2 separate regions of the Mus musculus genome follow, and region 1 is linked to region 2. Evidence: chromatin contacts called from ENCODE Hi-C or POLR2A ChIA-PET data. All regions are on one chromosome and are shown on one strand. Each heading gives the region's core, a stretch centred on a gene start or an enhancer-like site at or near the end of the contact. The rest is flanking DNA. Distances are from core to core; before and after follow the strand shown. Region 1 overlaps Epb41l2 (erythrocyte membrane protein band 4.1 like 2). Region 2 overlaps Epb41l2 (erythrocyte membrane protein band 4.1 like 2).

Region 1 (7,450 bases), core at 3,159-5,658, 45 kb after region 2:
GCACTGAGGCATTTCAAAACTAGAGTAACAGAGAATTAAGAATCTTTATCTTAGTTGGTACTTGATGTTATAACAAAATACTTTAGAAGAGGTAGCTTTTAAAGAATAGAGTCCAGTGATTTTCAGTCTGTGGGTTCAGACCCCTTTGGGGTTCACATATCATGCATATCATGTGCAGGGTCAGAGAAGGCTAGCAGCTCCTTTACCATCTTGTCTGAGTGCGCTAAGGAGGCTCCACCTCCTAATACATGGTTAAGCCCATGGCCAACAGACAAGGCAAGGGTCCACTTTCTCCATACCTATTCAGTATCATGCTTGATCTTAGCAGGAGCAGTGAGACAACTGAAAGACAAGATACAACTAGGAAAGGAAGAAGTCAAAGCATCTTTAGTTGCTGAAGTCATGATTGTATCCATAAAGGACCCTAGGTCACCAGGAAACTCTATAGCAGATGAGCACCTTCATCAAAGTATCAGGATACAGAACAATCAACACCACGAATAAATACTCCTTTTCTTTTTCCTTACTTACATTTTTGTTGCAAATTTACTGTGTTATTTTCCTTCCAAAACCAACAACTAAGTTTTGTTTACTGATTATTTTTTACTTTGTAATATTTCCCCCTTTGCTTACCCTGCCCCCACCCCCATTCCTGTGTTTTCTGATTTTTTGAGTTTAATACTTAGAAATACTGCTTTTCTGGGTCTTCATTTCATCTTCTAGTATTTTCCATAGCATTACAGTTTAGTTTGACTTTGGAATTTATGCATCTGATTTAGGATTTTCAGTGTGTGTATATACCATGGGCGTGCTGTGGGAGAGGTTATTTATTTATTTTTTTTCCGAATCCAAATTTTTTTATTGCATTGTGCTCAGAATGTGGTCTAAAGTAGATTCTGTTGTGTTTAAGACCTCACACCAGGATATCTCGTTAGCATAGTTCTCGTAGAGTTCCATAAACATGCATTCTTTTCTTTATACAGAGGTTTGGATTTGTCCTTGATCCAATTAATTATGTCTGTTTCATGACTGTCCTGTTTAACTGCATTGGCGATTGATTTCTAAGTGTGTTAAAATGGCTGTATTCATTTCATAACTTACCTTAGTATTCCTGTAAATTTATATTTTCTAAAATCTCTAAAATCTCTAGAATCAATCTCTCTCTCTCTCTCTCTCTCTTTCTCTCTCTCTCTCTCTCTCAGGTTGGCCTCGAGCTCAGAAATCCTCCTGCCTCTGCCTCCCAAGTGCTGGAATTAAAGCCCGGCTATTTTCTAAAATCTTAGGCTAGATTATTAACTTCAGAATTATATATTGTTGGCTGTTTCCCTGATTGTTGTATTATACCTGAATCCATTTTACTAGATACTAATATTACTACTATAGTAGCATTTTACTAGATACTAATATTGCTACTATAGTAGCATTTTACTAGATAATAATATTACTACTATAGTGGCATTTTACTAGATACTAATATTACTACTATAGTAGCATTTTAACTAGTGAATTTACAGAGGTTTTCTCACAGCCCAGATGCCTGTGACTGTATTTTGCTGCCTGAGTTTGGGGTATCTCTTTGCTTACTTGCTCCCCACTTTCATTGTTCTTTTTTGGGAATTGTCTGTATTTTATAGACACTGATTTGAAGTTTGCTCCTCCTGTGCTTGTGTTAATGTGTGTTTATTAGATCTCTGATCTAATTTTAGAATACTACAAAGTCAAAGTGTAGCTAGTCTTCTATGATTGATTCTGTTGCTTGCAGAGAATCTGTTTGTTGTGTTCCCCAAAGGACTTAGATAATACCCAGGGCTAAAAGCTGCCACTTAGTCCTTTAATTTGTCAAGAATTAAGCTGTATTATAAGAGTCTCGTGATTTTATGAGAGTATGCACTTAAATTCTTTTTCTTTAATATGGGATTGTTTAACAGTCTACTTTAAGAAGAAACTTTTGAAGACAGTAGATCATAAATCAGCATTATAGCAACTGTGCTGAGTGAATGTCTTATTCTTTTCAGGCACAAAGCAAAATAAAATCTGGTACCCTCCTCCTAGTAGGTGTTGGCGTAGTGCAGAAGTCATGTGCTGTGTCTCCCGTTGTAATGAATGTTTCTTTCATCTAAATTTTCTTCTCACTGTGGTTGCTTGGTAACATTAGTTTGGATCTCTGTCTTCTCAGCCCTGCTGCATGTGCTCCTCAGGAGTGGAGTGCCGAGGTTGTGAGCCATGGTTGGGTACCCTCATGCTTCCTGTCCCGTGCTGGCCTAAACTCCTGGCTGATGTGCTCATGCTGCTGTCTGGGCTCCAGCAGATCTACACCGGAAATTAGTGTCTGAGTTCTAGTTGAGGAAGTATATGTTGGAAACTGGCTATTAATGCATTTCTGAGCAGTCAAGAAAGGCACATACAGTGTAAGGCACATAGGGGTTTTTGGTGGCTTGGGAGAACTGCCAGTAAGTGTTGTATTTCTCGTTGTTTTCCATTTCTGTATGTGCCGTGCCTGTTGAGGCTCTCTATTTCTGTATGTGCTGTGTCTGATTTTCAGTTGGTCTTAGGTTCTATACGACATGTCAGTAAGGAGGGCCTAGTCATTTCTCACCCACATTGATAGAGGAAACCATTAGATAACTGGCACCAGCCAGGAGCGGTGCTGCACACCTTTATCCCAGCACTCTGGGAGGCAGAGGCAGAGGCAGACCTGCTCTACAGAGTGAGTTTCAGCATAGCCAGGGCTATACAGAGAAACTCCATCTTGAAAAACAAATAAAAGAAAATTGACCACTGTAGGAAGTCTATATAGAATGTCCATTCACAGGGTCTTTATTGAATAGACAGGATTTGGAAGACGTCAAATGCCAGTATAAGATTAAAACTGACCCCTAGAGCAAAGGGGCCAGGAATAGTGGGACTGAAAAGGCCAAGCTGCCAGTTAAGATTTGGAAAGTGTTGGCTGTGTTGTTGCAGTAGCTGAGGGGTGGGGTGTTAACAGTTCACTGCACTGTTAGCATACGCATGCGTGGTCCACTGCACTGTTAGCATACGCATGCGTGGTCCACGTAGGCGACGGGCTTTATGTGACTTGTCAGTGTGGCAAACTGCTGTTTGTATTACCTACCTATCAGGGTTTTGTCAGTGAAGGGTCCGTCTTTGACTATCTGATGTAATATTGAATGTCTTTAATGCTAGGAAACATAACTCTGTAAGATTGGCTTGTCCTATCTAATCGTCATCACTCGACAGATAGAATTAACATTCAGGATATGTGTAAGGTACTCATATACATATTATTTTTACTGCTTTGTAAATCTATGTAATATGTTCATTTCTGTATACCCATGTATGCGTGTAGAGGAGGAATGGATATTGACAAGAACATATTTGACATGGGTGTAACTAAGTTACTAAGGATGGCCTCGAACACCTGAACTGAGAGTGCTCTCCCCTCAGCCTCCTCCAGGATCTGCGACAGTAGAATTCATGGGACTTGCCTTACTGGTTTGGGTTTTTTTTTTTTTTTTTTTTTTTTGAGGGGGGGTGGAGTTCCTGTTTCAAAATTTTTTTTCTCTCAGGGACCCCCTGAAACCTGTTTATTTTGCTCTAGAGCCCCAGGATAAAGACAGCTGCCAAATAAACTGGTTTCAAACACTTCTGTCACCTTCGAAGTTGAAGTTCTTTTGAGAAAGGAGCTGCAGGTTAAAATTAACACGTTAAAGAATGTCACACACATTTGCCAGAGTCCCAGAAGGTGGAAGTGACAAGCAGTGATTGGACACAGTACATTAGACATGGATTGTTTAAGCTCAGAGGACCCCATGGAAATGGTTTGACAGTGTGCACTCAGTTGTGTGCGCTCAGGCTTAGGAAGTGATAGTTCACTGTGACTTAATGCTTTTCCTTTTATCCAAAGCCTACTATATCTTTATGCATTTGTTTCAGATTGTTAAGTACCTTTTCATTATTGTCCATGAAAATTGCTGTTTATATATTATTCTAGAATATCGTTTGATAAATTGAATTGCACACAATTTTAATACTTTTGAGGATTATTATTTTTACTACTACTTTCGAGAAAAAAAATTTCAAAATATATCTAGCCCTGAATAGCCTAGAACTGTCCATGTAGTCCAGCTTACAGAGATCTCCCTGCCTCTGCCTCCTGAGTGCCGAGATTAAAGGTGTGTACCACCTAGGCAATGAGGAGTATTATATTTTTAAATGAAGGCCATATCAACTTTCATCCCATTCTGTTATTTAAGTGATACATGGCAACCTAATTTGGTACCAGAGCTTGAGTTGTGCAGAATTTTAGGGTCTTTGGATTCTGCATGCTGGCTGCAGACACTCGACTGTGGGAGTCTCTATGTCGCTGCAGCAGAAGTCACTTACCCACTCGGTGTGCTAAAGCAGCAGGGCTCTTCCTGTAAGGAGCGATCCAGTGAGGTTGATGTGAAGCCGTGGGGCAGCAGGATGCTTATGTTTACTTCCTATTGACTCTCCCTAGGTCTTGGGCAAGTGACTTCCTGCCTTTTCTTCTGGCCTCAGATTCAGCAAGAATGAAAACATTGGCTTCCTGTCTTTCTAGGATTGAGCTGGACTTTCTCGGGCTTGTAAATCTGTGTGCAGTTTTGAAAGTTGGAATAAGTCTGGACTGGGGAGGCTTGAGAAGTGTGATTGTGTGTGCGCCCTGAGTAAAAGCTCACATTTTCCTCTGGCATGTGTGCGTTTTCCCTCGTGTTAGTTTTGTCTGTGAATTGAAGGCATTGTTTTAGCCCACACAGAAATGTCACAACCATTTGTCCTGATTAATGAATAAGGCAGTCAGAAAACAGGCTGTCAGCAGAGAACGGAGTGCAGCGAGGTCTGCAGTGCTTCTCTGGACTAATTCTGACACCCAGAATCCAGTTTCTTATCCTTGCCTTTGGGTGTGCTATGTCTTTGTGTCTACTTTTGTCAACCAGGCTTGTTTTCAAGCTACAGTTGTGACCCTTAAGTTATCTGCATACTCTAGATCATACTTCTAGATCTTAGTGGATCTAGAAGTTGTAATACTCTAAAATCCCACAGAGATGGGTATGTGTGTACATGTGTGCGTGTATTTGGAACTGGGAATAACTTATGTGCAAATTTAAAATTACAGTGACTAGATCCAAACATAGTGTCTCTGACCAGCTCTCAGTTTATTCCTTAGGTTATTAAAAAGGTTTAAGGTTGTAATTGTGTTGAAGGACTTAAAAAAAAAAAGTGGCAAAGGGTGTCATGCCATGGAAGTCGTAGAACCTTTTGGTTTCACTTGAAAAATTCAAAGAACCTACATTTGTGGCAGCTGGACGGACTCTTATTTAAGCCACAAATAGCTGGTCACTAGGGACTGTTAGGTGTGACCCCAGGCTATCTTCCCTCCCCTGTTCATACAAAATGACCTTATCCTCAACATCCTGAGTTGTAAAGTTTCTGGTCACATGATCTCTCCTTGTGTTCCTCAGCTACACGATTCTTCTCTGGTCTCTAGCATCTGATTCATATCCAGCTCACATGCTGTTAGTGTGTTCAGTTATCACACAATGACATGTGAAGGAGTCTTTGTTGTTGAGCAGCTGCTAAGTTCTTGTTGGATTTTCTTTAATACTTTCATTGCTTCTTTACCTACAACTTTACTTTCTCCCTGCAGAGCATTCGTGTAAGACTTTGTCTAAGTTACTTCTCCTGAAGAGTAATTATTCCCATTTACTTTCTTGTACAGAAACAGGGCTTTTCTCTGTAGCTCTGGGTGTCTTGGAACCTGCTCTGGCTCTGTGGACTAGGCTAGCCTTGACTGCAAGAGATCCTACTTCTTTTACTAGAGTGATGGGATTAAAGGTGTGCACCACCACGTCCTGCTGCTTTGTACGCTTCTTATCCTTTTTTCCTAAGATAGCTTGATAGCATTTGTGTTACTCATTTCATCTTTCTCTGATCCTCACTGCACTGACTTGTAGAAATTCTTCCAGGCCTTAGTGAGTGAAAATAATTCATTATAGTTCTGCAGAAGGTTGTTCAGGCCCAGGAGTAAGAGCATTCTACATAAGAGACCCCTCAGGAGTTGGCAGACTGCAGGGATCTATGAGACTTCTTGGCTTTTCTTGAAGTAGTGAATCTGACTGGGTTGGGCTTGAAAAGGTGAATCAGCAATGCCTTATTCCAAAGTCTTTTCTTTAATAATGCCTCCTCTTGAAAGGATGGATTCGAATTTTGAGTAGTCATCAAGTCTCTAATATTCTTTCCACTTTTGGTTTTAAAATGCCAGAATTGTTTTTCTGACAAACAATGAACTTGCCATTTGAAAGTAACTCAAAGTGTGAGTGATCATCTTTGACTCTTTCTTCTAGAGATCCTTTCTCCTGGGCACTGTGTTGAGCCTGTGGTAGCTTTGCCTGTGCCCGCCTATTGGTAGTGAATGACAAAAAGAAATACAGGAGGAGGATAGGACTGTTCTAGGTGTGGAGGGAGGCTTATTGTAGATATGAAGGAGAGCAGAGGCAGAGGCAGAGGCAGAGGCAGAGGCAGAGGCAGAGGCAGAGGCAGAGGCAGAGGCAGAGGCAGAGGCAGAGGCAGAGGCAGAGGCAGAGGCAGAGGCAGAGATATCTGGGACAGTCCAGAGTGAGCCTGAGCCTGAGCCTGGCCAGGGGTCAGGAGAGTAAGGATAGATAGAAGGGCTGAGTTACCAAAGCAGCTAGAGGGGGAGGGGGAGGGGGAGGGGGAGGGGGAGGGGAGGGGAGGGGAGAGGAGAGAAGAGAAGGAGACTCTGAGAGAGAATAAATATGTTTGTGCATTCACTAAACTAGATATATACCTTGTCTAGAGATCAGAACTAAGTGTATGTTTTCAGTTCTAAATCTTAGTTTATGTAACAGATTTTCTATAATTGTTTCATCGCAGGATTAAAATAAACTTGTGGATTCTTACCTTAAATGTAACACATATTAAAGTTAGGTTTTAAAAATTCTTTTAAGAATTTTAATTAGTTCTAGCAGTCTTACAACTTCTATTTTGACACTGTTGATAGTTTTCTTAGAGATGATTTTATAAGTGTTGACATTCTTTCATTTTTTTACACATTTCTAGATAAGTACGTTATTTTGCATGCTTATTTAATTGGCTAGAATGGAAGTTTTTTTTTATTTTTTTATTTATTTTTGCTATTCTGTTTAAAATATATATATTTTTTTTTGCAAATTTGGTTGTTACTGGTTTTCTAAAGGGGTGCGGGGGTTGGTTCCCAGAACCACCACAAATACCCAGAGCCACACAACATAAGTTCTTTTCTGTAAAATAGTAAAACAGCCTAGTATTTTTTATATGTATATTCTCCTGTATACTTGAACTTATTGCTAGATCACTTAGAGTTTATAACACTGTTGATACAGTGTAAGTAGATATTAATTTGTACCGCTTTGAGAATGAGGACAAAGGAAAA
Region 2 (7,508 bases), core at 102-2,601:
TCCTGTTAAGGTTTGTAACTGTCAGATAATTTATTTTCTTTGTCTTTGAGATAGGGCTTCCCTCTCTAGCTCAAGCTTGCCTTGAACTTATGACAGTCCTGCCTCAGCCTCCTGAGTGTTTTGAGTAAAGAGTTGCCTTGCCTGAATACCGAGACTGAGAACAGTTTCTATGATGGTTTAACAAAAAATATACTTTTCATTCGTTGAGGCTTTCATACATGAAATAGGTGGGTTAGATGACCTGGGTGTGGGCAGCTCTAAACCTGGGTGGTGCAAGAGTGGGCAAGGAGTTAAGGTGCCACGCTGATGACGTTTGGGATCCAAGCTGCTTCAGGAGGGGAGTAGGGGCATAGACTCCTTATGGTCGGTCAAGCAAGTGTTGGAATTGGTGTTTGAGGTTTGCATTGAAAAGATAGGGAGAACCAGAAGCTGAGGTTGTGGTGAGGTTGCAGCTGTGGACTGGGTTTTCAAGAGAGTTATTTTGAGGGTCTTAAAGGGGAACAGTAAATAATATGAGACTCACGACCACATGGTGCTTATAAAACCCTTATGTGAATGAGGGAGAGGAAGGAGAGGGAAGGCCGTTCATTTGAAAACACGGTTTCCGGTAAAGCGGTGGCGTTTGCTATGCTTTTGTGAGTTGCATCAGACAGTAAATATTTCTGGGTCACAGTTGGGGAAGCTTGGAAGGTGGGGTGACTGTGGGAACAGGAAATGGGAATGGTGAGAAGAGGAAAACCGTCAGAGGTTGATTTCCAAGTAGGAACACATGGTTGTCCTGGCCCGTGGGGAAAGCAGGAGTGTGGGTAGTGAGTGCAGGTGTTTGCGTTTAGAACGCTTCATTTGCATGGGGAAGTCAGGGGCTCTGCCACACATCTCTGGAACACTGTCACAGACAGTTGAGTTGATGATGGAGATAAGCCATTGGAGACAGACAGATTTCCTTAGCCTACGTTGATAGGCAAGGCCCATAGCCGGCGTGTTCTCTAAGATGCTTACTGTCTGGTTTTGGTGAGATAAGGATTAACGATGTGCTGTGCTGTCCTTTTTTTTTTTTTTTTTTTTTTTAAATCCCAAAGGCCCCCAAATCAGTTTTTAGTCTCAGGAACTGCCTGTAAATAGAAGTACAAAACCCAGTCCCTCTGAGACCTGCTACCCAATAAAGAGAGCTGAGAATGGTTGGTCCTTCTAAGATTGTCCTAGCAGGATTTGATGCTGTGTTCTGTGAAAAGTTGAAAGCGGAGCGCAGTTCACTGAGTGAGGCTCTTAGGGCTTGGAGAAGAGCCATTTCCTTGGTAGGCAGCCTTGGGTGGGCTGTTCAGAGCCAGGGCTGATAGTGACATCACCCCCACAGCCACCAGATCATCTGTCTTTTCCCTATGTGGTCTGCCCTTGTCTAAAGGAAGCGGTGTGGTGAGGTACTGCTGGGAGATGCTGCACGGAGTCAGTTCTGGGTGTGAGCAGGGGATGACAGTGCAGCAGGCTTTGAAAACTGCATGGGATAGAACTCCAGCTATAGGTTCCGTGAGCTGTGAGCCGTGTCACTTGCAAGACAGTTTGGGAGAAGACACTAGGTGAGGCAGGGATTTCAGACTCTTCAGAGACAAGAAGTTGAGAAAACAGTTGGTGCTCGCTCTCACTCTGTGTGTGTGTGTGTCTCCCTCCCTCCCTTCTTCTCTCCCTCCCTCCTTTTCTTCTTTCTCTCCCTTTCTCCTTCTCTTCTCCCTCCCTCACCTGAAGACCACATTTTCAGTTTTTCTGAGAGAGCTATTGATAACCAGCCTATTTTCTAAAGGTTGAAGAACTTTGTTAAATGTCAAGTGTGGACTTGAGAGATTGGATCTGCTTACCGGAGGTGTATTAGATAGACTTTGCAATGCAGAGAGTCTTAAATAATGTGCCAGTCTTATTCCTCCCTTTACATGTAATTGTTATTAATATGTTGTTTTTATCCTTGTGCTATGCAGTCATAGCTTATGGAGTAAATGCTCTATAAACACATTCGTGTACGCTTTGGAAAGTGGGTCTTAGCTGTGTGTTTGGCTTAGATATCTTTCTTCACTCACTCTGTCTTTGTCTGTAGCTTGCCATGCCAGACTCTTTTGAAAATACTTACACCTTTAAGGTACACTAAGTAACGAGTAGTTGTCAGTTGTCTTCCCTCTAGATGAAGAAGGTAAAGCAAGATCAGTGCATTGCTGGTGATGGCAGTTACTCTCAGAGGCAGGCTAGACTCAGCCCGTGCAGTCCGGACACCTGTAAGTACACACGGTGCGCTGCGTGGCCTCACTGAGCGGGAGAGTTTGGCAAGTGTGAGTGTGCTCTAGAGTAAATTAGAGATCATTGACCGCAGAGAGGTAAGTCCCTCTGTCACTCTGAGTATGAAAAAATAAACAATTGAGACCCCCCAGACACAGCTACTCTGGGATTTCACCTGAGGGGCAGGTTTGAGAAGTGCTATGATTCGGCTGCTTTGTTGCCCCTTTGAGTTATTGGTAGAGACTTGAAAGGAGTTGGAGTTAAAGCGTGTTTTACCTTTAGCATGTGAATCTTGGATATTTTTCTTTTCTACTCTGTTAGAGTCCTGGAAGCTTTATGTGCACACTGTGCTCCCCCTCCTCCCCCTCCCCCTCCCCCCAGTGTGGAGCTGGGGATCCAACTCGGTCTTTTCACAGCAAGCACTTTACTGGCCACCACCTCTCCAGCATACTTGAGAGCTTTAAAAAAATGTTTTGATGAAGTAACTCACATCTCACCTATGTTTTATTCTGGAATGTATTTGCCTATATATTACCGAATTCCTATAAGAATTTGTAGCTTTCTAATTCCATTGGCTGTTGTTCACACATATTCTTCTGCCATTTACTCTGCTCTTAAATTTGGCTCAGCATTGTTAACCATGCCAGGTTTTCCACACAGGAACAAGGTTGTTGTTCTCTTGTTCCATCCCCTTCTCTTTATTCCTCTCCCTTCTTCCTAGAGGGGGCTGTCAAGGGCTCTTTTCATGTCTTACTGAAGATGTTCTGACCCTTGGGGAGCACGTGGGGAAACAGGATCTCTTGGGTTTAGGCTGGCCTTGCTGATCTAAGGAGTATCTCTGAGGAATGAGCAAGTCTGGCATATTTGGCACTTGTGTTTTGGTTAAAGGTATAGTTTTATTATGGCTTCAAACTCACGGACATCTCTGCAGTCGTTGTAAATCTTCAGGACTGTATATGAGCTGAGACAAACGTTGGTGAGAGGTGGAGGAGTACCAAGAAGCAGGTGGGGAAGCACCCAGTTTCTTGCTTTATTTTCTGAGTCTGTATCTGTGGCCTGGAACTGGTGCAGGCTACCCTGACCCCGTCATTCACCCTGTCTTAGCCTCCCTGGTACTGGTCCTGTAGGAAGGACTCAGCCAGCACGGCTGCCCTTCTCTGAGAGCTATTGCAGCGAGGAGGGAGGTTGGAGATTCTTAGTCTTGAAACTCTTCATCAGCAGGGAGTGAGGAGGGCTGAATCACTGCATCTATTTGTAGGTAGGGAGAGAGCAAGAATAGAAAGATGGAAAAACAGACAGCCAGATATCGAGGTGAGTCTAAGTCTAGTTGTCACTTGGCAAAGTTGATATGTAATTTCCTACAAGATTTAAAAAGTGATTGGGATGGGTATGGAAAGTTCTCTAGAGATGACATCTTAGGTATTAGAGAAATATAACAAATTGGTTTATGTTGTGGTAATTTCTTACCCCCCATAAGCCCATGTAAAAAACCACAACCAGTTATTATGTTTATAGTATAATATATAATAATATAGATTGGGACGATCTATCACTATACTAATTTATTTCCCAGCTATGAGACCCCTTGCTACTTGTGGCTTCTCCAGACCATGTGGTTCTGCTCCATCTTCCAACCATCTTCTCTTCTTCCATCTCTCTGAGACCTCCTGTACTCCCCCCTGCCCTGCCCAGCCATCTGCCTTAGCTTTATGTGACCAGTCAGGATGGGGAGAAGGTTCAGTGAGAAGGATCACCTGAGGGCATCATCTGCTCCTCCTTGGGGCAGCCCCTCTTGAGGAAGCAGAGTTAACATCAAGATACAAGCAGCACCTGGGCAACTACAGCAGGCCAGGTGGTTAGTTATGATAGGGAAAACAACTAAAAAATTGTTTTTCCCCTGTGGCAGCACTCAGTGTTTCTTATAATGAACCTAAGTTCTTTCATTTCCCTTGAATAGTTTTTGCTTACTAATTCACTATATGTAGCTGATGGTAGATGTGTATGTCCTCTATGCCAAACTTTGTTTTTTCCCACTGTAAAGAGTCTTCCTTTTGATTGACTGTGACAGCCCTACATTGCTTCTTGTTAGAGTAGCTGTTGGAGGCATCCGTACCCCACTTCTTGACCATGATGTGTAGCAGGTATGACTGATTGCATAAGCAGCTGTGGCACGTCATGGTCGTGCCCATGTGTGAGATGTGTCTTCAGTACACAAGCACGATTTCTTCCTTTAAAAAAGGAAAGGGAATAGTAATGTTTTTGTTTTAACTTTGTTTTTGGTGCTAAACTCTGTTGCCAGAGTGATCTCATCTCTTGATTATCTTTTGCTTGTTGATTTATCATACTTAGTAGTTGTGTATGCTCTCACATTTGGGAATATTTTCTGTTTGGCTGGAGAAACAGGTAAACTACCTCAGGAATTAATTTTGTGACTGGAAGGAAACACTGCTTCTTAGAGATGCTTGTGTTTATCTTTGGGTCCTAGTGTTAGTGGCACTATTCCTGGCCTGGCCTGTGCCGCCTCTGACTTAAGCGCTGGGACTGAATTGTGTCAGCACTGCTGCTTAAGGGTTTATCGTAATCCAGGCGTCCTTGGATTGTTCAGGGCTGGCAGGCGAGCAAGGTGGTGGCAGACGACGGCAGGTGTGGGCTCCCAGCACTCTTAGGGCTCCACCACGGATACTGTGAGTTGTGCTCTCCCTGGGATGCTGCGATTGATGGCGTGATGGGTAGTGAGTGAGTAGCATTTGTTCTTGAGGGCGTTATTCTTCTAGAGCAGAGTGCACATCTGCACTCGGTCTTCAAGGGCTCTGTTGTGTTGCAGCATGAGAAGGTATCTAGCCAGTGAGGAGCCAGCTGCAAGCGGCCGAGGCACTGTTCCAGTTGGGTTTTCTGGTGGTTAGGCTGACTGGATTTTCTAGACGACAAATTGTATTTTATTTAGCAATGTCCTAAATGCTCTGTGTGGCCATTGCATGTTATATTTGAGGGATCCAGAAGAGTCTAATGGTGGCTCAGTTGTGATATAACTGCTTTCCAGAATGCGTACCCCCACTTTCGAGGCACCTTTTTACCTTTGATAAGATTTTTTTATTAGGGAAATTTGGGTCCCTTCTTTGGGTCCATAGTTGAAGAACAGACTATGAAGTTTGAGGACAGTTTTAATAGGATCTTAAAGAGAAACTGCAGGTCAGCAAACTAAAGTTTGGCAGCTGCTGTGAGCGGAAGATGAAGAAGAGGAAGCCATGCTGTTTGAGTTAGGATGGTATGGAGGTCAGTTACATGGCAGACAAGTAGCTCAAGGCAGGGAGGGCAGCTTAGAGAAGGACAGAAGGAAGCCATTGTGAGGAACACATACTCAGAGAGAGCTAGCAGAAGAGTGTGAGGCTGACATTCTGTGATGTGGAGATGCAGCTAGCTTGCCTGGCTGCATGGCTGTGGCTCGCTAAGCACCCTGGGAAAGCCAGGAGTGGGGATGCTGGGAAGGAAGATACATTGTCTAACAAAGAGCTACTTATTCCTCCATCTCTAGAGTGGCCTAAGGTAAAACCTGCTCTCTTGATGTAGCCCGATGTCCAGCTGATTGGTAGGCCCAAAGGGATTGATTCTGTTTTATATTTGGGGAGCTGGCCCACACCAGCCAGGAACACAGCCTTCCCTGAGGCGCTTGTGCAGAACAAACCTCCCTGTCCTGCTCTGACAACCAGTGCTGCACACTGAGAGAGCCTCAGCACTCCTGTAGTTGGAAAAGTACCTGCCATCTTTTATCCATCCATCTAGCCATCCATCCATTTTAAAAGGTCCTACTATGTAGCTTAGGTTGGCCTGTCCTGCCTGCAGCTTCCTGAGTGCTGGTATTACAGTAGTGTAGCCATACCAGGCACTGTCCTGTATGCAGGAAAGGAATGAGCTTCATCTGAGATGAGAGGGAGTGAGGGTAAGTTTATTCAGAAACACAGTTCAGCACTACCTTCTAGCATTTCATGCAAAGAGGGACAAATGGCAACTCTCTGTTGCCTTTGGGTGGGGGCATTCTGCCTTTCTTAGAACGTTTAAAAGCTGACCTCTCATGTACTTACATCAAAGTCTCTCAGATTCTTTAATAGTTATAAAATAAGTGTTTTGGGATGGTTTTGTTTGTTTTTGTTACTCAGAGGGTCTATACTCTGGTCCATTCGAGGGTTCATTTCAGAGACTGCCTCTTTCCTCTTGCCTTCCTTAGAGTTAACACCTGCTCCCTTCATTCCTCCCCCAACTGCTGTTTTTTTGAGAGGGGGTCTCTCCATAGTCTACGCTGGTTTTGATTGCCCTGCCTATACCTCCAGAGTGCTTACCTTACACCTGCAAACCATCATCTGTACCTGCCATTCCTCATCTGTCCTAATGCACAGTTAAGAGATGACAGAATTTCTTATTAAAATGAGACAAAATGTACATGCCATGAAAGTGCTAGTTAATTTAATATAGCTATGGGATCATTACATGACTATCGTGGATATCAGAAAAATAAGATCATAATTGACAGAATTACTTGAATATGGAGGTCTACTGAATTTCCTCCATTTGTCCCCACTTTAAAAAAAATCTAACTTTAAGCATAACTTGTACATAGAAGCTCTGAGAGGTAGAGGGCACAGTTGGCATCCCAGAGGAGGGGAAGGGTGGGGTAAAAGATGGGTGGCAGGGACTCCACTCAGTGATGATGGTGATGGCTGGTGCTCAGCTCTGCTGTCTGCCTCTGAGTCTTGCCTAGGGTGTGAGCCTTGGGGCTAAGTGGCTTTCACCTGCTCAACTATAGCATTCAGCCTGGGAGAAACGAGGTCAGAAAGGATTGTCAAGCCAGCATCTTACAGGCCTCTGCATTCTGGGTGAAGAACTCCACTTGCTGTCTGTGACTAGTCACTGAGGCTTTCTGGACACAAATATTTCCATCAGAACTGGAATTGGGGAAGGCTGGTGAGAAGCAATATTCTAGAAAGACTGGAAGTAGGGCTAACCAGTAAGTTGTATGAAACAGAGGCAGAACAGTTTACTTGTGGGTGACTTTTGTACGTTAGTCTATTCATAGTTGTGATAGAAGTTTTTCTCTCAGGCCGTGGAAGAGCTTTTGGGGGCACTGTCTGGGGCACTGTCTGGATGATCTCTAGCACACACAGGAGAGTGATCGAATCTCCCCGCTGTGCTATTTCCCCATACTATGAGTACAGACATTTCCTCATTCGGGTTCCCACCTCTGACACTCTTGGTTT

The links. A loop is a pair of places that touch in the nucleus more often than their neighbours do. ChIA-PET counts read pairs that join two places held with the same protein, here RNA polymerase II (POLR2A).
Region 1: a map of regulatory T cell shows a loop between it and region 2 (2.4-fold over the local background). The contact joins two enhancer-like sites. A Hi-C loop is called at or near these places in 3 of 37 maps with a recorded cell type or tissue (T-helper 17 cell, heart and regulatory T cell). POLR2A ChIA-PET finds 5 or more read pairs at or near these places in 1 of 5 experiments (embryonic stem cell).

Annotation. Positions count from the first base shown.
Region 1 is chr10:25,445,068-25,452,517 of GRCm38, forward strand. All of the region lies in intron 3 of Epb41l2 (erythrocyte membrane protein band 4.1 like 2), which reads left to right. Among named protein-coding and RNA genes, the nearest start is that of Smlr1, 87 kb to the right of the region's middle. Within about 2 kb of position 4,409, at least 2 of the 3 ENCODE cell types and tissues checked have a DNase peak (open chromatin) inside an H3K27ac peak, as active enhancers do.
Region 2 is chr10:25,403,500-25,411,007 of GRCm38, forward strand. The region is part of intron 1 of Epb41l2 (erythrocyte membrane protein band 4.1 like 2); the gene reads left to right. Among named protein-coding and RNA genes, the nearest start is that of Epb41l2, 47 kb to the left of the region's middle. Within about 2 kb of position 1,352, at least 1 of the 3 ENCODE cell types and tissues checked has a DNase peak (open chromatin) inside an H3K27ac peak, as active enhancers do.